2 separate regions of the Mus musculus genome follow, and region 2 is linked to region 1. Evidence: chromatin loops called from intact Hi-C (ENCODE). Cell type or tissue: left cerebral cortex. All regions are shown on one strand. Each heading gives the region's core, and the rest is flanking DNA. Links, peaks and the distances in the headings are about the cores only. Region 1 holds the start of Clca4a (chloride channel accessory 4A). Region 2 has its middle 29 kb from the start of Clca4b.

What was found. Hi-C counts contacts between places; a loop is a spot of excess contacts. Peaks named below come from ENCODE experiments on the same cell type or tissue, not always from the same donor. Only the 100,000 strongest peaks of a DNase experiment are listed, where the experiment ranks them.
Region 2: it touches region 1 in a loop (2.0-fold over the local background); 1 of 42 quality-filtered maps calls a loop at or near these places.

The regions. Positions count from the first base shown.
Region 1 is chr3:144,970,897-144,982,825 of GRCm38, forward strand. Clca4a (chloride channel accessory 4A) reads right to left here and starts at 4,149. Exons shown (of 14, transcript NM_207208.3): 1 at 3,954-4,149. The coding sequence starts at 4,118. It overlaps Gm35066 (a long non-coding RNA gene), which reads left to right. Exons shown (of 4, transcript XR_376167.3): 2 at 674-1,286; 3 at 9,535-9,839; 4 at 9,955-11,667. In left cerebral cortex, for the core only: no CTCF peak of the experiment used is centred there; a DNase peak (open chromatin) is centred at 6,401.
Region 2 is chr3:144,897,108-144,909,036 of GRCm38, forward strand. No RefSeq gene overlaps it. Among named protein-coding and RNA genes, the nearest start is that of Clca4b, 29 kb to the right of the region's middle. In left cerebral cortex, for the core only: no CTCF peak of the experiment used is centred there; DNase peaks (open chromatin) are centred at 4,817 and 5,146; H3K27ac peaks cover 598 bases.

The DNA.
Region 1 (11,929 bases), core at 4,099-9,098:
CTTCTAACCTGACCTCTGTCAATCCATAACTCCCCTCATCAGCACCCGAAAAGGCTTCTGGGTCTCCATCATCTCACCTCACAAGACAGCTTGAGGCATGTACTTGGTGATTACAATAATTGATTTATATAGCTATATACCTGGAGTTTAGAGTCATTTATTTGACTCTAAATTACAGTCAATATTTGTGTGAACACTTTTTGTTTGGCTTATATAGTGTCTGAAGCCTGGTTACCTTACCCTTAGTAGACTAAATACACTCTTAATTTCAAGAAATGAACCAAAACCAGCTCTAGCAAATGCAAGGTAAGGAGAATAGCCCACGAGAGTTGATATCAGGGTGGGGCTTTATTTCTGTATTCTTGGAAGAGGTGGGAAGGTTGGATTCTTGGAGGGCAAGGTAATAGAAATTCCATAGCATATGTAAAAAAATGATCACAGAACTGTTACTCTGCCTTCAATGTGAAAATACACATTCTCTCCCAGTGTCTTGAGTCCAAAGCTATCGCAATTTATTAGAGGATTTCTCTCTTCACATAGTCAATGTCTAATAAAGAGAAGCAGGGATGAAAAGCAATTAAGGTTCCTTATAACCAGGCTTCTCAGGGGGAAGTAAAACATAAACAAATATAAAATAAAATAAAATAAAAGCAAAAATAACTTCATTTTGCAGGAGCTTTCTGCATCTCTACTGCTGTGTCTATCAGGACAGACCCCTTTGATGCTTCAAGACTGACCCCTCAGATGCTTCCAGCTTCATCATAAGCCCACTGCTCCTGAAGGCCTCCATCTCTCACCCTGCTGCCCTCCGAGAGTCCAGCACTCTGACTCACATGTAGTGTAAAGAGTCAGCAAGCTGATTAGTGAATAGTCGCGAGATTAGTCACAGTGTCAGAGTTCAGAGAATGAAGGTCCAGTGCAGGAAGTATGTGGCCACTCTACAGTGGCTCAGAAGCTGTTTAGCACACACAGAAGGAGGATAAAATAATTCTCTGTTTCCCTGGATGCCTCTTTTCAAAACGAGAGATATTTAGGCTTCAGGAAGAGAGTACTCTCTGTACATGAGAACAGAGTGGTAGTGGTTCAAACTGAGTTATGAATTGGACTAGTAGGTATTGCAGAATTTTCCCTGTCCAATTACGTTAGTACAGGATTGCCTGTGATTGGACAGGGAAAAGGGAGGTGGAGCTAAGAGTTGAGAGACAGGCGTGTTCTCAGTAAGCGGAAGAAGAAGATCGTGCACCCGCTTGGCTCTTACCAGCCACAAGTAACTACAATTTCATAAGGTTAGAAATATTGGGCTAAAGCATTATCATTTTCAGTTGGCTCTAAAATTATTTACTGGCACTTTGTAAATTGTCATTTTATTGATACATAAATCTAATTGGTTAAATATAAGCTTAACAGTCTGTTACCAGAACTGGGTATTGGGTTATCAAACTGCTAGAATGGAGGATCTATTTGGTTGGTTACTGGAGTGTGGGACTGCTAGTTATAGGTGATTATAGCAGAGAGGGAATTAGTGGCTCCTGTGACATGTGAGCTAGATGCCTCGGGGGGTGGGGTGGGGGGATAAGGGGTGGTGGTGGTGGTCGTGGTGATGGTGATGGTGGTGGTTAGCTGCAGAGAGTCGTAAGGCCGGCAGGACCGTAGACGTGTGGTCTGGCACCCCAGAAAGTTGGCGGGGTTTTTTGTTTTGTTTTGTTTTGTTTTGTTTTTTAATATTTCCCGCAACAAATAGGCTTGCTGTGCACAACTGTGTAGGTTGTGTATTGTATAACTCCAAGGGACTGCATTTCCTTGAGAGTCTCCATGACCCATCTGGCTTTCTTAGTAGCATTTTTGTAGGCCATGGAGTACTATCAGAGACATCATAGGTACCTTTCATCTTCAGGGATACCCAGGTGCCTAATAATGGTTTCTTAATGTCTTCTAATCAGAAATCCTTTGGTTTTCCTTCTAAATTCCTCCCAGAATTCCTATAATGTTCAGATTTAAAAAAAACAAACAAACAAACCCATGAAATATCAGTGTTTGCAGAAGTGGTCAAGTTTCAAACCCAAAAGGATCCTGAACACAAAATAAAAAAGGAAACTTTAAAAAAATGGAGAATATCAAGCCATCAATTGTAAGAGTTTTTCAAAATCACTGTGTATAAGTAGATGATAGCAAGTCACAAAATTGCCTGATGAAGACTTTGTAAAAGGATAAGTGTCAAAAACAAAACAAAACAGAACAAAAACCCTACAAAACTGCAGACATGTTGGCAAAGGATTGAATTTCTACTTCTAATGTTCAATAGAAGACTACACTGAGAAATCTTTTATGTATCTAAAAAACTCTTTATCAAATATCCATTTTCTGAATTCAAAAACATTTGAAGCCAACCATTTATTCCTGAACACCAAGATTGTATCTTTTTTTTTTTTTAATTGCTCAAAGGACACCAGGTAGTGACACCTCTGAGCTGCTGGGTGGTTGACAGAGAATGCATGACAAGTGGAAGCCAACTGAAATCATAAGGATAATTCAGGTCATGCCCAGTAGGGAACTCAACAACGAGCACTGATCCCAATGGGGATGACCCCAAACCAAGTAGAAGTTGTGGATGTTGCTCCTGAGGATGGGAGAAATGATCATGTAGCTGAAATGGCAGTCTTTACATGGAATGTTGGGGTTGGAAGAGACTTTAGCAACCTAAAGTCCTAAGATCAGTGAGGGGGCCTCTCCCTCTGTTTGCAACCACTTGGTGGGCTCACACCCTCCACACACTGATCGACTCTAATTTTCACTTAAGTACACATTTTACATCTCCCCATGAATTCAGATGTCATGGATGCCAAAAAGGACTTCAATCTGTAACCACCTCGAGCTAGCTCCTCCTCCCCAGGCACAGCTCTTTGTTATAGTTTCCCTTCCCAGCTGATGAAAGTTCTCTACAAGTAGTTAAGCCAAAGTTGGAAAGTTTGCCTTGCCTCTTAACATTTCACAAGAGTGTTGTCTTTCATGCTTTCCAAATATGTTCAGCATCACTTGAATCACTCCTCATACCTTGTCCCAGTCAACACTCCTGTTCATAACCACAGCCTGGCTCCTTCTTCACCCCTATCCTACATTCATACAGTGATGTGATATGAGTGAGCCTTCTATGGTTTCAGGTAGACAGAGCGGTCATAGAATAGACCCCAAAGGGTCCACATCCTCCACTAAGCTCTTTCATGGAGTCTCATTACTTTCCAAAGCTCTGGGCTCTGCCTCTGTGCATAAGCCTCTCCCAGCTTCAGTGTAAGACAGACACCCTTCCTCCAGCTTATTCACTGTTTCCTTGATTATGTGACCTGCTATTACCCACATAAGGCTCTCGTCTTGGCGTCTGCTCACATGTCATATCATCAGTGGGGCTTCTCTGAGGGCTTCCCTGCAGGAAACAGTGACTTACACTCTTGCCTATTACAGCTGTGCTCTGCTTTGCCTTGCTCTTCTGAGGCAGCGTGCTCCACAGTAACCTACTAACCTCATACCTACTCTCCCACTCACTCTGATATTACTGATGTCCTGGAAAAGAAGGCATACCTATATTTCCTTTCTCTTTTCAGTTACTTCTCTTTCCTCAATGGTTCAACAAGCATATGTGTATGCATGCACAATAATTAAAAAAATTACAAAAACAGAATGAGAATCCAACTTCTAAATGACAGACAAGGAGGCTGAGATCACAGAGGCTCTCTGCTTTGTCTTTGATCTTAAGGTGAGAAGATCATATCTCTTCTAGAACCTCTAGAACCTTCATCTGGAATGTGTTAGAGCCTTCATCTCACTCCATGCCTTCTAAAACTGTCTGCTCTGTTTTCAAACTTCTCAAAGCATTCAGAGGTTTTCACAGTAACTCTTACTATTACTATTAACATTTTTATTCTTCATAACTCAAATAGGAGAAAGCCTGATTTTCTTACCTTTATGTGTTCAATTATTGTTGTATCTTCTGGCACAGCAGGATCAATGGCAATAATGATGTCTTCATAACCATTCTCATTCAGCCTTATCAAGGAAGTGTCTGACCCCCAAAGCAGGTACAGGAGGAGGAGGAGGAAAACAGGCCCTCTGGAGAAAGCCATCATTCCAGCCTGGTCACCCAGAGGCCTTTGTTTCTCTGTGTCTCTTGGCAGGTCTATATATACTCCTAAACATCACCTGTTAGCTCATTGAGGGATGGTGACTGTTTAAAGGTCAATGTTCATGTATAGGATACACATAGCCAGGTTACATAACAGTTTTTTGTTTGGTATTGTTTAAAGTGATCAGAAAATTATAAAATACATAGCATCCTTTCTTCTTGAGACACAATATGCTGCTTCCCATTTTCAGTTAATTTCCTAAGCATACACAAAGACTTTCTTATTTTTATAGAATAGGATCATAAAATAAAACCACAATAAAATGTTTATCCATTCTAGAGCCCTGCCTGCATTTTAAAGAGCAAATCACTTATTACCTATTCTCTCTGTCATCTATACAATAATGATATAAATAAAATGCTAGGTAAAATGAGCTTGAAACACAAGGCTGTAAAGCATCTCCTACATTTAAGGAGATTTGATAAAGTCGAGTTATCACAGTAAACAAGCAAGCAAACAAACAGACCATCCCTACTATATAGGAATAGAACTTGTTTTTCAACGTCATACTTTGCTCGTCACTGTTGAGGAAGGATACACAACATAGAATTTAAATAACTGAATTTGATCTTTGAAAGAACACACATAACCCATTCTGTTTTCTTTTCCCACATCTCCAGTCACCCTCTCTCCCTACCTCCCTACAAGTCCGGTTGCTACATGCATGTTTTTCTTCTTTTCTTTTATTAGATATTTTCTTTATTTACATTTCAAATGCTATTCCTAAAGCCCCCTATACCCTCCCTCCACCCTGCTCCCCAACCCACCCACTCCTGCTTCCTTGCCCTGGCATTCCCCTGTGCTGGGGCATATGATCTTTGCAAGACCAAGGGCCTCTCCTCCCATTGATGGCCGACTAGGCCCTCCTCTGCTATATATGCAGCTACAGACTGAACTCTAGTGGGTAGGAGGGAGGGTACTGGGGGGTTCATATTGTTGTTCCACCTATAGGGCTGCAGACCCCTTTAGCTTCTCGGGTACTTTCTCTAGCTCCTTCGTTAGGGGCCCTGTGTTCCATCCAATAGCTGACTGTGAACAGCCACTTCTGTATTTGCCAGGCACTGTCATAGCCTCACAAGAGAGAGCCATATCAGGGTCCTGTCAGCAAAATCTTTCTGGCATAGCTACATGCACATCTTTTTTTGCTTTGTGACCTGCTAAGTTCAGTTAGGGCCATCTATGAGGCCATGGCTCAGGAATCTATGTTGGAGGCCAGTGAGCTCGTCATGAGTATACAACTGAAAACAGTGACAGCCTCTCCATGAGAAAGCATCAAGAGCCTATAGTTAGCCCAGAAAGCAAAGCCCCTTGAGCCCCTCCCTGATCCTTGATTGACAGGCCCAATCTTGTGACACCCTGTGCAGGCAGCCCTATCTCCTGTTAGATTTTGATTACAATGTCTGTGTCATGCTCTGAAGGAATGATTTCATAACCAGCTGCTTCATTCCTTATGTCCCCTCTTGTGGTGTTCCCTGACCCTTTGAGGGGACAGTGTAATATCTTATTTAGGTCTGAACCTTCAACCAGCATGCACTCTCAGCACTTTAAGTAGCCACAAGTCCCTGTATTCTCTCTAGTCACTGCAGCGGAAGGCTTCTCTGAGCTAGGCTGAGCATGGCATTTCTCTATGGGTATATACAGATATTTAGAAGGATGTCTGACCTCTGCCAATTTAGATAAACAGCATATCTTTACTTTTTTTAAAAAGCAATTCCCTAGTCTGTTCACTTTGTATCTCAGACATTTTATTGGATCAACAATAATTTTCTCTGAAGAACCATAAAAGAAACATATTTGTATTTACCCATGTCAAATCTATCATGAAAAAGCTCCTTATATCTTCCTTATAGAAAAATGAATATGCCAGAAACATACTGTAAGAGCTAAAGTTACCCTGTAAGCGCCACCTGCCCAGATGCCAGGGACCCAAGAGGTTCACAGGACCCAACAGGGATGACATTAGCCAAAGCACCCAACAAAGGGGAGAGAGAATCTGTAGAGACCATATGCAGTGGTTAGGCCTGGCCCCCTGTTGAGGGATGGAGCCATCCACCCATCTCAAAAATATTAATCCGGAATTATCCTGTCCAAATGTTTTCTATGCTATGAGGAAGTACGGAAATTCTTTCTTGATCCTTCATTTAAACCTACACACTGAACCCGGACCAGCTGAGGGGGATCTATTTCCAGAGCTCTGTAGTCTGAAGCCAGCACTGGTGACTTGCTTTCCTACATCTCTGAGTGATGAGCGAGTGCTGGCACATGTTGTACTTCAGAATTCATTTCAATCCGGTGCTAACTCGCAACTCTAGTCTTATTCCCGAGTTTTACCAACAAGAAATTTTTCCTCCTGCTGAAAGAGTCTGTTCACACTTTATGAAAAGTATCCCCTGTCATTATTATTCTCTTAAATACACACTAAAAAAAGTAGTACGTTTTAAAATTTTTATTTTATTTTATTTATACGAATGTTTTGCTTGAATGTATATATGTGTGTGCCTGGTTCCTAAAGAGGTCAGAAAAGGGCATTGGATCTCCTGGAACTGGAATTGCAGATGGCTGTGAACGTCCCTGTGAGTCTTGGACACTGAACCCAGGTCCTCTGCAGGAGCTGCTGGTGTGCTCGTCCCTCTCCAGCCCCTGGGCTCACTCATTTTCCTCAGCAGCTTTCTCATTCGCTTCTGATGCTGATTCTATTTTGCTGTGAAGCCTTCCCTGTGCAACCAGCCTATCATTCCCTTCTTTGTATTTCCCTATCCTTTGCAGGACAAAGGAAGGGTGTTTTCTTTTGTTCTCTCCAATAGGAGGTTGGGAAGAAGATGTAAATAAGGCTGGAGAGCCACACAGTATAACAAGCCTTAATTGGCTACTTCAACCAAAACTGATTTGTAGTTGAGAACGCTGAGGTCCAAGGAATGATAGCTGACTTAGTGGCAAAACAGACTGAAGACCATGACTTTTATGCCAGGCTGATCCCATTTCATGGTTGTTGATCACCTCCACTTCTCCTGACTCCCTGGTTTCTCTATTACTGTTTTCTGAGCATAGAGTGCCCATTTCTTCTTTGAAGCTGTAAACTCAGTGGCTGCTACAGAAATATTGTGACTTATGACTCTTAAATTCTTATCATATAATTGGAAGAATGAAAAGACAATAAGACCTTATTCTCAGAACAAAAATTGCCTTAAGTAGGGTTTGTTTGAAGAGCTTTACTGTTCACCTCGATCTGTACAATGCATTCTTTGTTTATCTCACCTGAGTCTAACTGACCTCTGAGAGTTGTTCACATGAACTCACTCACTTTTCAGTTACTCTTTAAAGTACCTCCATCCACCTTCTCAAATGGTGAAATACAGACTCGGAGGTGTACAATCAAGCATCCATGTTTGGTTAACCAGGAAACAGGATTTGCACCCACGTCTGTCTTTTTGCGTACTGAATATGACTAGGTATGTTGTGCTGTGTTAGTTACATCTTGGAAGGTAGTATTCCACCCAAATATCTTCAAATCCCTTTTATATTCTAATATGCAGCCTCTTCTCCCTGCCCATGCCTGCAATGCTTGAGTGACCAGGGCTTGGGTTCTTCTGAAGAGAATGGATCTTGTGCTAATGAAGCGGCTTCATTCGCAGAACCAGAAATCAGCTCCTATCTGCAGAGCTGGTCTTCTGCAGTGTGTGAAATATGAGGGCCCTTGTCTCTGGCTAAAACAATTTCTTAAATGTAGTAGAGATCCCTGTGGGCCAATCCATGTGATCTGTGTGGTACTGTCTGTCACCAAGTTCCTGCTTGCTGCGTCACTTCGGTCACTTTATTTCTTTCACACACATACTGTCTTTCCTCTCATAAATTAGTAAATTGCCTTTATGGGAATCTTTGTCTCAGGTTGCTTATGGTGATTCCAGACTAAGACAGAATGTCTTAATTATCAAATGATATTTACCAAGCACTTATTGTATGCCATGTAGTGCATGTGGTGCACTCACACAATAACTTAGTCCTCAGCACAGCACCACAAGTAGATGCCATCTCCCCCCTTTACAAATGAGAAAACTGAGCCTTACTATGTTGCTCAGCCATGTACCCAGTAGGACTGAGAACAAAGTGTACACCTTGATCTGACTTAAGCCATCTCATTTCCTGTCAGAGCCATTGAGGAAAGACTAAGGCAACTGAGTAAAGTTTCTGGAGATCGCCCATCGTTTTGCATAGCCTGTGATGGGTGAGCCTTAAGAATGCAGTCTTAGAGACTTCATCCCAGGATTGCTTCTTGCTGCTGAGATGCCTTTCCTGACACTATTACATAGCCAAATGGTTCCTGGGCATCAGCCCACCAAATAATTTTAGAAAGAAAGTTTTAAGAGATGGTTTTAGTTGTTTTGCCAAAAAGATATAATAAAATTGGAATCAAGAATAGAATGTGCCTACTCCTCATAGAATAGTAAGTAAAGGCTGCATAATAAGGAATACAATGCACTTTCACAATTACACTACAAGAGAGGTAGGCTTAGGACAAATTTGTAATCAAGGAAAAACATTCGTTTGAGGCCAAGGTGTGCACTATGGTAAAATGTGGCCATGTGAAACTGTTGCTTTGAACTTATAATGAGCTTACAGAATAAACCATTGCTTTGAACTTAACTATCAACATCCTTCTGTAACTCCCCTTTTGTGTAATATTTTATCTATGAGGTAAATTTCCAAAGAACTTTGTCTAAGAAGATCTAAGAAGGCTAGAGAGAAGGCATACACTGTGGCTTGGGGGCTCGGCCCCATCCACCAAATGTATATGTCTGTTTGTCTATACATATGCTTATGTATATGTGTGTAGGTATATGTGTATACATGTAAGTATGCATGACACTTGTGGAGTTGATGAGACAGGTAGTTGGGCCTGACCAGTGTGTGTGTGTGTGTGTGTGTGTGTGTGTGTGTGTGTGTATGAATGTGTGTGTATGTCTGCATGTTGTCTGTGCAAAAGATTTTTTTTTCTTTTCCTTCCTTCTCTCTCTGGTTCACAAAGAGTTCACAAGTTCCAAACCTCTTGCCTGACCAGGGAAAGGTCTTTTAACTAGAGAGACACTTATTAGCACAAAATAGTCAGAAAGAGTTATAAAGCCAGAGATCATTAGTCTTTGACCTTCACCCAATGCTATGTCCCACCTCATACCATTCATTCTAAAGGCCGAGGCAGGATTCCAGCAGTACCTTTTATACTACATTCCTCCGCTGTACATCATTTTCTCTGGGAGAAATTTGGCTCATAGCCGGTCAAACCCTGTATGTATGTGATGAAGGCTATCAAAGTCAATGATAAAAGTCTCAGAAAAAAACAAAATTATCACATATTTTATCTTAGATTGCCATGAAGACTTCTGAAACTGACGAGAAATCAAAATTCCTGTCTGAGGACTTCTCCCTGTGTGAGGAAGTCTAACTGAATTGGTCATGCAGTCTGCATAGTGATCCCTTAGGTATTTATGGAGGACATGCTTTGTAATAAGCTCGGGAGATAGAACATCCTTTCCCACGGGGGACACGCACATCAGTGAAGAAGATTGGCCTATGAAGGCCTATCACACAGGCATATGAGTGTTGTAATAAAAGTGAATGATAGCAAAGTGGATGCAGACAGGAGACACACCCCAGTTACTAACGTCTTGGGTGAGTCAGGGCTGGTGACAGAGTTGGAGGGCAATGGGATTTAGGCTGAGTCATAAAGACTGGGCAAGACTAAGATTATTCTATTACCCTGTTCCGTTCTGTTCTATTTTGGCAGATAACAGATTGGTGCTTAAAAAAAGAAGCCAGAATGTCATAGATGAAGAAATCGCCTGCACTTCTACTCCTCCTAGCTAAAAATCTAACAAAGATCTAGATCCCAAAGCATTTACTCTGGTGGGCACCATAGCGCAGATTCCGTCTGATTGGTAACGAGAGTGAGCAGAGTTACGTAGTCTCCCCAATGGTGCAGAATTATTTTATAATTAGAGTGTTTTCCTTCACTCCATCAAAAGGCTGCGGGAGTTATGAAAGATGATAGAAAACTAATATTTTTTCTAGTTTCAACTGTCATATGTTTCTCCCACCTCACCCCCCCCCCCCGTGGTATGTAAGTAAATTCAACTTTTTGTGCAATGAAGTAGTAAGAACCATGCTTGTGTTACAGGAGAACAGGTGACTCCTTTGAGGTCGTGATTGGGCTTGCCTGTTCATTATGTTGTCCATCAGTGGACTAGGAATTAGCCACAATTAGTCACTGTGTGCATTTGTCACACTGACTGAGTTAGAAAAAGTGGGGTTTTTTTGTTTTGTTTTTTGTTTTTTAAAAAAATACATTTGTTTTGGGATGGGAAAGGTTTTTGCAAAGCTCTCCCATTCTGTTCTGTCTAAAACCAGATCGAGTTATTTTGTTACAGTTATTTAATGTGTAAATGATATCACTATACATAAAGTATGTCTTTTAAAAACAATGCTTTCTTTCAAAATAGTGATTGCTCATATTCATGGTGTTCACAGCTATGTTAAATGAGGAAATCTGGTGTTCATACTTTGTTTTCCTGACTGTTTCTGAAAGGAGATGGGAACTTGCAGATGCTGGTGGGGACTCTGTAAAGAACAATGGTTTTCTCTGGGCTGAGTCCAACCCCACCTTTGTCAGTAACTGGGTGAACATGATTGTTCTACTTAGCCTCTCTGTCGGTCCATTTCCTGGACAACACGGTAAGGATAATAAAATCTGCTTCAGAAAGACAAAAGTGAATTAAAGACAGGACTCTGCAGACGTGCCGGCCTAGTGTTTAGTGAGTACTGGCTTGTCTTCTGTATGACACTGGTTATAGAGCAGTGACAGGTCAGGAAGACCTGAACTGGATTGGTCAAGACTTGGAGGCTCAGGATGATCCAGTCCTGGCGGCACCCAGTTTTTGTGAGTTTTACTTGGGGAAACCTAACCAATTTGTCACAGAAAATGCTGGTGGTAACCACCTCACTCTGCAAGCAGGGGAGGGAAAACAGCTATTTTTGAAATAGTCATCAGTTTCTAATAAAGTCTGCCTTCAGGAGAAGCGAGAAAAACAGCGCATAACCTGCTGGGATTTTATCACGGCTCACAAGATATGGGAAGAAGTGACCAGCTCTGGCAGATCTAGGCTCTCATATGGAGTTCAGATGTAGATCTCATACGTTAGTTCACTCCAGCCGTCCTGTCCTCTGACAGAGAGAGAAAGATTCTGAGGTCACATATGCCATTTACAGGCCAGAGGCAATAGCTCACTAATACATACAGAATTCGCGGGATTATAAGCATGCTGTCTTCCATGTACATACTTCAGTTCCTTTTACTCATTACAGCATGTCTGGCCTTGAAGAAAATGACCACAAAGCTTACTGAGAGTCAAGAAACAATGGGAAGAGATTGGGGAGCATCAGAGCCGTATGCAGCCTCCTTATCAGACAAAAAGTTTGTTTTATTAAAAAAATTTTTCACATATATTTTGGTCATGCTTTCTCTCTCCCCACCTCTCCACCTCCCCACTTTATGTTCTCTATCTCTTGTTCAAATCAAAACCCAAAGCACAAGACGGTCCAACCCCCCCCACAAAAATGCAAGAATAAAAACAAAGGAGCAAAAGACCAGTAAGACAAAAAATGCCCAAACAAAATGTCCACAGAGATACCATAGTGTTCACCCCAGGCATAAAGCCTGCCCTAGAGTATGGTTAATATGCCCAGTAAACTTCATTGGGGAAACT
Region 2 (11,929 bases), core at 2,726-7,725, 75 kb before region 1:
GCTCATCATGGGTACACAACTGAAAACAGTGACAGCCTCTCCATGAGAAAGCATCAAGAACCAGTAGTTAGCCCAGGAAGCAAAGCCCCTTGAGCCCCTCCCTGATCCTTGATTGACAGGCCTAGTCTTGTGAGATCCTGTGCAGGCGGCCCTATCTCCTGTTAGATTTTGATTACAATGTCTGTGTCATGCTCTGAAGGAATGATTTCATAACCAGCTGCTTCATTCCTTCTGTCCCCTTTTGTGGTGTTCCCTGACCCTTTGAGTGGACAATGTAATATCTTATTTTGGTCTTAACCTTCAACCATCATGCACTCTCAGCACTTTAAGTAGCCACAAGTTCCTGCTTTCTCTCTACTCACTGCAGCAGAAGGCTTCTCTGAGCTAGGCTGAGCATGGCAGTTGTCTATGGGTGTGCATAGATATTTAGAAGGAAGCTTGACTTCTGCCAATTCAGATAAACAGCGTATCTTTACTGTGTTAATAATTTCCTCTTCAGTTCATTTTGTCTCAGACATTTTATTGGACCCACAATAATTTTCTCTGAAGAACCATAAAAGAAACATGTTTGTACTTCCCCATGTCAAATTTATCATAAAGAAGTTCCTTATATCTTCCTTATAGAAAAATGAGTATGCCAGGAACATACTGTAAGAACTAAAGTTACCCTGTAAGCCCCACCTAGCCATGGGCAGACAACTTTCTGGAATGCTGGGGCTGTTGCTCATGTAGGATAACAAGTCACATATTTTCACTTCATATGCAAATTTGGTTGCCCCAACTGCATAGGATATGCCTGGTCACACATAGGTGGGAGGTACATAGGCAGGAAGCACATCAGGGTATATGTTTGTCCCCAAAGGGACAACAGCAGGAAGTGCCATAGTTTTGTGAGTTCAGCCTTTAAGAGCACCTGACTAGCACAAATCTCTGGGAATTCTGAGTATGGGCATGACCAGTGTTTATCTTCATGGCCAGTATTAAATAAAACTTGCTTAAATTGGACACTCATGGCCTTGGTCTCTCTCCTTGTGATTTTCAGATTTAACAATTCAATTAGAATATTAGTTTTTGGATTTTTATTTATCTATTTATTTTTTACTACTATTATTTGTCTTTCATTATTATTTTTTTAAATTTTAGTTAATCTTTGTTTTTTTTGTTTTTTGTTTTTGTACACTCCAGTTTTTTACCCCCTTCCTGGTCCACCATTTCACTATTTCCCATCCCATACCTCCTCCTCACTCCCCTGTCTTCACAAGAATGTCCCTACCCCTCCAACCCCTACCCCACCAGACCTCTCCACTCCCTGGGTCCTCCAGTCTCTTGAGTTAGGTACACCTCTGTCTGAACCCAGATCTGGCAGTCCTCTGCTGTATATGTGTTGGGTGTCTCATATCATCTGGTGTATGCTACCTGGTTGGTGGTCAGTGTTTGAGAGATCTCAGGGGTCCAGGTATTTGAAACTGCTGGTCCTCCTACAGGGTTGCCCTCCTCCTCAGCTTCTTCCAGCTTTCAACAACAGGGGTCAGCAGCTTCTGTCCACTGGTTGGGTGCAAATATCTGCATCTGACTCTTTTAGCTGCTTGTTCGGCCTTTCAGAAGGCAGTCATGATAGGTCCCTTTTTGTGAGTACTTCATAGCCTCAGTAATAGTGTCAGGCCTTGGGGCCCCAACTTAAGCTGGATCTCACTTTGGGCCTGTCCCTGGACCTTCTTTTTCCTCAGCACTTCTCCATTTTTGTCCCTGCAATTCTTTTGGATAGGAACAATTATGGGTCAGAGTTTTGACTGTGGGATGGCAACTCCATCCCTCACTTGCCCTTTCTTTCTGCTGGAGGTGGGCTTTATAAGTTCCCTCTCCCCACTGTAAGGCACTTCATCTAAGGTCCCTCACTTTGAGTCCCTCACCTCCCAGGTCTCTGGTACATTCTTGAGGGATCCCCACTTCCTGCCTCAAAGGTTGCCTGTTTTCATTCTTTCTGCTGGCCCTCAGGGCTTCAGTTTTTAGATTTTATTTTTTAAAAACTTCCATTTTAGGTGCATCACTGGTACTTCATGTGAACAACATCAAGTTCTTTTTTATATTTATTTTTTTTCATACAGTAAATTTAAACAATATATTTGATCATATTCTCCCCCATCCTCAGTTCCTCCCAGACTCTCCTCACCTCCCACCACACCCACCTTAGTCTGCCTACCCCTTTCTCAAAACTTGAAATTCAAAACAAAGATGGTCAACACCCAAAACAGATCCTATGGTTGTTTTTTTAAAACCAATAAAATTTATTTTAAAATATACAACTCAGTATTGATATTTTTAAGTCATCCAAATAATTTATAATTGTTAAATGCCTCTTATATATACATGATATCTTCTGAAACTAAAAGTAATATGAACACAACCAGTTTTAAAAATCTGTTTGGAATCTTAAATGTGGTAGAAGTAGAAAAAAATCTCTTATGAAGTCCTCCAAGAAAGGAAATTGTGACAAGTTCCTGATTAGACAGAAACCTTTCCATTTTGAAGGGAGAATACATGGCAAAAATGTGGCTTCATAGAATGAATGGGTAGTGTTCCTTCTGTTTCTATTTTGTGGAATAGTTTGAAGAGTATTGGTATTAGATCTTCTTTGTAGGCCTGATAGAATTCTGTACTAAACCCATTTGGTCCTTGGCTTTTTTTTTTTGGTTGGGTGACTTTTAATGACTGCTTCTATTTCTTTAGGGGTTATAGGACTGTGTAGATGGTTTATCTGATCCTGATTTAACTTTGGTATTTGGTATCTGTCTAGAAAATTGTCCATTTCATCCAGATTTTCCAGTTTTGTTAAATATAGTCTTTTGTAGTAGGATCTGGTGTTTTTTTAATTTCCTCAGTTTCTGTTGTTTTATCTCCCTTTTCATTTCTGATTTTGTTAATTTGGATAGTATCTGTGTGCCCTCTGCTTAGTCTGGCTAAGGGTTTATCTATCTTGTTGATTTTCTCAAAGAACCAGGTCCTGGTTTTGTTGATTCTTTGCATAGTTCTTTTTTGTTTCTACTTGGTTGATTTCAGCCCTGAATTTGCTTATTTCCTGTAGTCTACTCCTCTTGGGTATACTTACTTCTTTTAGTTTCAGAGCTTTCAGGTGTGCTGTTAAACTGCTAGTGCATGCTCTCTCCAGTTTCTTTGGAGACATACTCAGAGCTGAGTTTTCCTTTTACCATTGCTTTCATTGTGTCTCATAAGCTTGGGTATGTTGTGCCTTCATTTTCATTAAATCCTAAAAAGTCTTTAATTTCTTTCTTTATTTCTTCCTTGACCTTCCTTGTTATTGAGTAGAGTGTTGCTCAGCTTCCATGTGTATGTGGACTTTCTGTTATTTGTTGTTGTTGTTGTTATTGAAGACAAGCCTTAGTCTGTGGTGATCTGATAGGATGCATGTGATTATTTCAATCTTCTTGTATCTGTTGAGGTCTGTTTTGTGATCTATTATATGGTCTGTTTTGGAGAAGGTACCATGCATGAGGTGTTGAGAAGAATGTATATTCTTTTGATTTAGGTTGAAATGTTCTATAGATATCTGTTAAATCCATTTGGTTCACAACTTTCATTAGTTTCAGTGTGCTCTGTTTAGTTTCTGTTTCCATGATCTATCCATTGCTAAAAGTGGGGTGTTGAAGTCTTCCACTATTATTGTATGAGTTGCAATGTTTGCTTTGATTTTTAGTAAAGTTTCTTTAATGAATGTGGGTTCCTTTGCATTTGAACCATAGATGTTCAGAATTGAGAGTTATTCTTGTGTGCCCTTCCCCAAGCCTTGAGTGGGCTAAACAAGCCCATGCTGGTGTTAGAACCTAGCTGCTGTCCCTTGGCATCATAGCATTTGCAATTTTTTTTTGCAGGAACTTTGAGGAGTTGACTACCTGCTGAGCTTGCTTTGCAACTCAATTAAGCTGATTCAAAGGATGGGTCAGGTCTGTGGGCTTTCCCTGTATAAACACAGTGGTAAAAATCTGAAAACTAAACTTTGAACCTTGGTCAGAAACTTTGTCTTGGCTTGATCCTTCAGGTTGTGCCCAGTGGTAAGCAAAGAACAGCATTAATGCTAGTGCTAGTTATAAAGTTTATTTTTTGGAGGCTGTTGTTGAAGGAGGTACAGAGGATACAGCTAGGTTGAACAAGTGTCAACCAGATGTCAAATTTACCTAGGGGTAGCAGCACAATTGGGAAGGTGGCATTCTATATAGGCATTTATCTGGGGCCAAGAGCTGCATCAGGGGAGAGGAACAGGGTTTAAAACAGATGTTAGAAAAATTTTGAGCTCAAGTAGATTTATGCTGTACATGGTTCCCAAAAGTAGAAATGGTAAATATACACATGACATGAGAAAGAGAGAGTAAGAGAGAGAGAGATAGACAGAATGGGTCCCTGAAAAACAGTTCTCCCCTTTCCAGGACACATTAGCATAAAAGAAGAAAATGGTCAGAGCTCTCCTAGGGCCAGGAGGAAATAAGGAGTCTCTCTGCTTCCTCTCTGGCTCTTACTGGAGATTCCTTAGTTCTGGTTACATCAAGTTCTCTTCCTTCTCTGTCTATTGTCTGTCTTTCCTGCAGCACTCTGTCCACTTGTCAATTTATATCTGTTTTTGTTTCATTGTTTGAATGATTGTGGTTCTGTGTTTCATGTTGAAAAGAAATCTGCTGGCAGTCTCAATTTTCACAGCAGAACCAGGTAAGTTGCCCTGCACCCTCAGCTAGGAGTCAAGCATAACAGCAGAAGCCCTGCCAGGAGCTGAAAAGCTGCTCTTAAAGGTGCCGGAAGCTTCTCCAGTTCTAGGGCAAGTAAGCTGATGGCTGTTTTCTCCTAGAAAAATCTCTGCAATTGTGTTTCTTGGGTTCAGCAAGTGACAAGATGCTTTTTTTTTCCCCTTGAAATTACAGCTATAGAAATAAAAATTTTGTTCGGTCTAAATATATAACATGTGTGTAGTCACTTCATTTTGGTTTCTGAGTGGTTTTAAAATTATAAATATATTCTGCATGTCTTGGTTATCTAGTGTTGGCCTATAATTTGTTGGGTGTGATTAAAAAATTGTAGCACTGGTAACAGAAAGTTAAAACTGGTAACTCTGGGTGGGAGTCACTCTAGACAACATATGGCATGAGCCAACCCAGGAAAGCAGGTCTCTAAAGACATTTCTAATTTGGGATAATATTTTATGTAATTCTTATCCTAGAAAATAGGCTTATAAAGGATAGGATTTAAAACAATATCTCTTTAATGAGGCATTAAAAGCTGCACTGCCATGCATTCATATATTGGAACTGGCAGCCAAAAACTTTGTAGCATGGGGATGATGCACTTGGTGTTGATTTTAAAGAGAATGGATTGTTTGTTGGAGTTTGAGTTTTGCTTTCCAAAATTATAGTTATGTTCTAATATTGGAAGAGAAACTTTAAAATTATAGTTAAAATGCCAGTGATCCATTGGCTGCAGTTTGCAGTTCTATCACAGGCTCAGGATTCTAACTCACTCATATTTGTAATGAAGAAAAAAATCAAGCAAGTAGAGACAATTGCAAGAATAATAAAAGAGTTAAAAGTAGGTGGGACACAGTATGGCCCTGCTGCCCTCTTTTACACAAACTTTATTGGATACAGTAGGAGAAGCAAATTTAACTCCCTAAGATTGGAAATGACATCTCAGTGGGAGTTTATCTAGGATCAAACAAGGCAATGAACCATTTCAGCAATATTTGGATAGACTGCTAAAAGCAGCTGGTAGGATTTTTGGAGACAGAAATTGGACCATCATACAATTAGGGTCTGGCTGTGGCTGCTGCCTTGCATGGGGGCTGGGGAGGGGGGGCGCTGGGGAGGGATACCATAAATATTTGCATTTGAGTTAATGCAAAGCTCAGAGCAGCATCAGTGGGGGCTTGTGTGGCATTTCTTTTGAATTGCTAACCCTGCTTACAGGAGTTTTTGGACCCTTGCCTCTGGGGACCTGGGGATTATTTTAGACTGAAGCACCATTATTATCAAAGTATTGTAGATCTATTCAGGTGTTTTGATTATGCGGGAGAAACAAAAATTACTGCTGCTTCTCCCCATGGCATTATAACTGTATCTGCTAACCTTAAAATACTAATTTTAGAAAAGGGCTTTGAAGGATTAATAGACATTGGAGCTGATGTATTCACTCACCTCCAAGGAATTGGTTATTCCATTAATCTAAAACAAAGTTCAGACTTAAGATTTATGAATTGTTAATGAAAGTAGGAACTTATGAAGGCATTACAGCCTGGCTTGTCTACTCTAGCTGCCATTCCAGGATATGCATATAGAATTATTATGGATTTGGATGATTGTTTTATACTGTTCCTATGCATCCTGGTGATTGTAAAGTGTTTGTTTTTAGTGAGCTTGTAATTTTAAAGAGCCCACGAAGCAATATCATTGGAAAATTTTCCCTGAAGAAAGGGCTAATAGCCTTACATTGTGTAAAAAAAGTTTTTGTCTCTGTATACTTACTGTTTTTACAGATGGCTCATCTAATGGGAAAGCAACATACATAACTGGATAACATGTTTTTTCTCTTGAGTTTCCCTCTACTTCAGCACAAATAATTGAATTACATGCTGTAGCCATTGTCTTTGAAATGTTGAAATTTCAAGGTTTTTAATTTGCATACTGATAGCCAATATGTAGCTTATGGTTTACAATTGCTTGAATCTGTTCCTTTTTTAGAGACTGCTAATTCTCAAATTTTGTAATTATTTATGGAAAGACAACTCAATTTAAGAGAACACACTGTTCCTTACTTTATAGGCCATGTAAGAGCTCATACTAGATTGCCTAGACAGACCCCTTAGTGCAATGCCATAGCAGATTTGTATACCAGACAGACAATAGGCCTTACACAGGTATAATTGGCCATACAATCTTATTCTTTACATCGTCAAAATAGTAATAACTTGAGACAATAATTTGGTATCTTTTAGAGAATGTCCATGTCATATTGTAAACACTTGTCCTCAATGTCCTAGTTTCTACCTATAACACATAACAGTGTTACTCCTTGAGGACTTACACCTAATCAATTATTGCAAATGAATGGTACTCATATTTCTGATTTTGGAAAATTAAAGTATGTACATCTGACTTGACAACATTTTAGGCTTTCTAATTGCCACTGTTTTAATTGGAGAAGAAATTAAAAATATAATTAGTAATTGCCTGCATTGTTTTTCTATGCTTAATGCTCCAAATCAGATTAAACAGATAATAGAACTGCTATTATATTCCAGCATTTGAGATGTTTTGTAGACAATTTAATATTACCAATATTTCTTGGATTCTTTATAATTCTAAAGGGCAGATGTTGTGGAATTTAAAACAATATCTTTATAAAAAACAAAAAAGGGGGATTATATTCCTGTATACCACATTATTTAAATCGTGCCTTTTTTTAATTTAAATTTTGGATGCCAAGTAACTCTCTGCTGAGTGTCTATGGCACCCTACAACTAGGCATAGTTATGCCTATGTGAAATGGAAGGATCTACTTACTGGTATATAGTATGATCCTATTCATATATTTAATACGGGGAAGAGAGCATGTTTGTGTTTTTTTCCAAAGGATGCTGTAGGAGGGTGCTAGCTGCCAGAGTGATTGGTGTGACATGCTGATGCCAGGACAAAGAATGATGCTGACCTATGAGCTTGATGAGTAGCCTGACAATGGTGACAGGAAAAATATATTGGATATATCTTCTTGACCCACCATTGCTTGCCTATATCCCAGATTAGACAAGCTGCCTTGCTTTGATCTTTTAGACCTTGTGGAACAGAGAACCTGGAGACTGTGAAAATTGACCTAGAAAAATTAATCCAAAGGAGAAGTTATAATGCCTTGTCTTTTTCCTTTAATGTGATAAGTTATTGTGACTCAATCATGGACTGGCCTAGAAATCAATCCAATATTGGAAAAAAGGAAATGTCTTTATTTAGAAGGCTAGATCTGAACATTTTTCACAGGCATATTTGGAAATTAATTGCAGTTTGTTATGAAGTTGCATTTTGCATTGAATAAAATTGGATAGGATCTGAATTTTGAACAAGCATTAGTTCATGTGTATATGATCCTAATCTTTTATTCCTTCAATAGGGAGGATTTGGTATAGCCCTCAATAAAGAATGCTACTTTTACTTCGATCATTCAAGAACAGTAAAGGATTCTATGGCTAAAGTTTGAGAAGAACTAGCTAAAAGGAAAATCAAAAAAAAAAAAAAAAAAAAAAGACAGAACCAGGGATGGTTTTGAATCCTGGTAAATTAAGCCATGGCTTACAGATTTAATTTCTACACTGCATGGACCATTAATTATAATTTTGTTGCTTTTAACTTTGGACCTTGTATCTTAAACAGATCAGTTGCCTTCACACAGGGATTGCTTTTAGCAAGCTCAGCTATTCACCGTGGCAGTTATTCTTTGCAATGAAGAAATGCATTGAGTATGTATTCATATGTCCTTTGTGACTTTGGTCTGAATAGGAAAGAGTGTGCTTTTGAAGGCTGGTAGCCAGGTAAGAGTGTTCTTGATCTCCTATTGATCTAAGCCAGAGACATACATCAAAAACCATGTTTGTAGTCCATGACAGGTAAGAAGGAGCAATATAGACGCAGACCTAAGACAGGCACAGCCACTTGGCCATTTTGTTTTCTAGAGGGGATTATGGAAAACAAGTAAATCTTCTGACCCTGTCCAGCTGACCTTTATTAAACAAAAAAGTGGGAATTGTGCCCTTCCCCCAACCTTAAATAGGCTACACAAAACCATGAGGGTTTTGTGACCTACCTGGAGTCCCCTGGCCTTGCCTCATTTGCAATTTCCTGCAGGAGCTTTGAGGAATTGACTGCCTGCTGATCTTGCTTTGTAACTCAATCCAGCTGAAACAAAGTATGGGTCTGTGGGCTTTCCCTATATAAATACAGTGGTGAAAATCTGAAAATTAACTTTGAACCTTGATCAGAAACTTTGTCTTGGCTTCATCCCTTTCTCAGCCCCCCCATACCCCAGTCCTTTTTCATTTCCAGCCTTCCTTTCAGGTAACCCAGTTAATCCATGGCTGCTGGACAGCTAATTCTTGGTATATCTTTCCTTTGATGAGTTTGAAGTGTCCTTCTTTGTCGTTTTTTGATAACTTTTGGTTGAAAGTTGATCTTATTTGATATTAGAATGGTTACTCCAGTTTGTTTCTTGGGACCATTTGCTTGGAAAATTGATTTCCAGACCTTTACTCTGAGGTAGTGTCTGTCTTTGAAACTGAGATGTGTTTCCTGCATGCAGCAAAATGCTGAGTCCTATTTACATATCAAGTCTTTTAGTCTATATCTTTCTACTCAGGAATTGAGTCCATTAATGTTAAGAGATATTAAGGAATAGTGATTGTTGCTTCCTGTTATTTTTGTTGTTAGAGGTGGAATTATGTTTGTGTGGCTCTCTTCTTTTGGATTTGTTAAAAGAAGGTTATTTTCTTGCATTTTCTAGGGTATAATTTCCCTCCTTGTGTTGGCATTTCCTACCTATTATCCTTTGTAGGGCTGGATTTGTGGAAACATATTTTGTTTTTTCATGGAATATCTTGGATTCTCCGTGTATGGTAATAGAGAGTATAGTAGCCTGGGCTGATATTTGTGTTCTCTTAGCATCTGTATAACATCTGCTGAGGATCTTCTAGCTTTCATAGTCTCTGGTAAGAATTCAAGTATAATTCTGATAGGTCTGCCTTTATATGTTTCTTGACCTTTTCCCCTTACTGCTTTTAATATTCTTTCTTTGTTTAGTGCATTTGGTGTTTTGACTATTATGTGACAGGAGGAATTTCTTTTCTGGCCCAATCTATTTGGAGTTCTGTAGGCCTCTTGTATGTTTATGGGCATCTCTTTCTTTAGGTTAGAGAAGTTTTTTTTTTCTATAATTCTATTGAAGATATTTACTGGCCCTTTAAATTGGGAATCTTACTCTCTTCTGTACCTATTATCTTTCTGTTTGGTCTTCTCATTGTGTCCTGGATTTCCTGGATGTTTTGGGTTAAGAGCTTTTTGCATTTTGCATTTTATTTTACTATTGTGTCAATGTTTTCTATGGTATACTCTGCAGCTGAGATTCTCTCTTCTGTCCCTTTTATTCTGTTGGTGATGCTTGCATCTATGACTCTTGATCTCTTTCCTAGGTTTTCTATCTCCAGGGTTGTGTCCCTTTGTGACTTCCTTCCTTCCTTCCTTCCTTCCTTCCTTCCTTCCTTCCTTCCTTCCTTCCTTCCTTCCTTCCTCCCTCCCTCCCTCCCCTCTCTTTTTCTTTCTTTCTTTCTTCCTTTCTTCCTTTCTTCCTTCCTTTCTTCCTTTGTTTCTTTCTTTCTTTCTTTCTTTCTTTCTTTCTTTCTTTCTTTCTTTCTTTCTTTCTTTCTTTCGTTTTTTCTTTCTTGATAAAGGGTTTCTCTATAGCCCTCACTTTCCTCCTAGAATACAGTCTGTAGACCAGGCTGGCCTTGAACTCAGAAATCTGCCTGCTTTTGCCTGCCATGTCTGGGATTAAAGGCATGTGCCACCACTGCCAGTCTCCGTTGTGATTCCTTTATTGTTTCTATTTCCATTTTTGGATCCTGGGTGGTTTTGTTCAATTCATTCACCTGTTTGATTGTGTTTTTCTCTAATTCTTTAAGGGATTTTTGTGTTTACTCTTTAAGTAATTCTACCTCTTTACCTGTGTTTTTCTGTATTTCTTTTAAAAAATATTTATTTATTTATTTATTTATTTATTTAATGTATGTGAGCATCCTGTTTCTGATACACCAGAAGAAGACATTGGATCCAATTACAGATGGCTGTGAGCCACCATGTGGTTGCTGGGAATTGAACTCATGACCTCTGGAAGAACAGACAGTGCTCTTAACCAGTGAGCCATCTATCCTGCCCTGTTCTGTATTTCTTTAAGAGACTTATTTATGTCCTTTTAAAAGTCCTCTATCCTCACCATGAGATGTGATTTTATATCAGAGTCTTGCTTTTTTGCTGTGTTGGGGTATCCAGGACTTGCTGTGGTCAGAGAACTGGGTTCTGATGATGCCAAGTAGCCTTGGTTTCTGTTGCTTATGTTTTTGCCCTTCCTTTTGCAATCTGATTATCTCTGGTTTTAACTGGTATTGCTGTTTCTAACTGTGGCTTGTCCCTCTTGCAAGCCTGTGTGTCAATACTCCTGTGAGACCAGTTTTCTCTGGGAAGGATTTGGGAATGGAGAGCTGTGGCACAGTGTAAGCTCAAGAGAGCACATGGAAATGGGAAGGTTCCTGTCCCTGGTTGTTACTTGGTTCCTGTTCCTGATGGCTCTGATCAGGTTCCTCTTGGGCCAGGAATTTGAGCGGACATGGTGGTCTCACCTTTGCTTTCAAGTGTACCAGCACTCTTGGGAGACCAGCTCTCTCCCAGTGGGATTTTGGCACAAGGAACTGTGGCACAGTGTCAGCTCTGGATACAGATGGAAACAGGAAGGTAGGACTATATTTCTATTAGCAGATTTTAGAGACATGCTTAGATGGTATAATGGAAAAGAAGGGAAAAGGGATCCTCTTTAATTAATATGTATTTTATGTGTAAGTGTTTGCTTGAGTATATGTATGTGCAGCACTTGTGTGCAGTAGCCCTTGGAAGAGGATGTGAGGGCAAGACTTGTTCAGTTACTGAATGTAAGAGGCGAAGAAATGGGCAGGCAGAAGGGTTTCCTGTGGTCTCTGACTTGAGTGGCAAGGGAGTGAGATGCCTTTCTTACACTGAGTCAGAAACTTGTAAGATATGCATCAATACAGTGAGCTCAGTGTTTTAGAATTATATTGTTTTGCCTCAAATATTAACAAACCAACCAACCAAATCAAACCAAATCACTA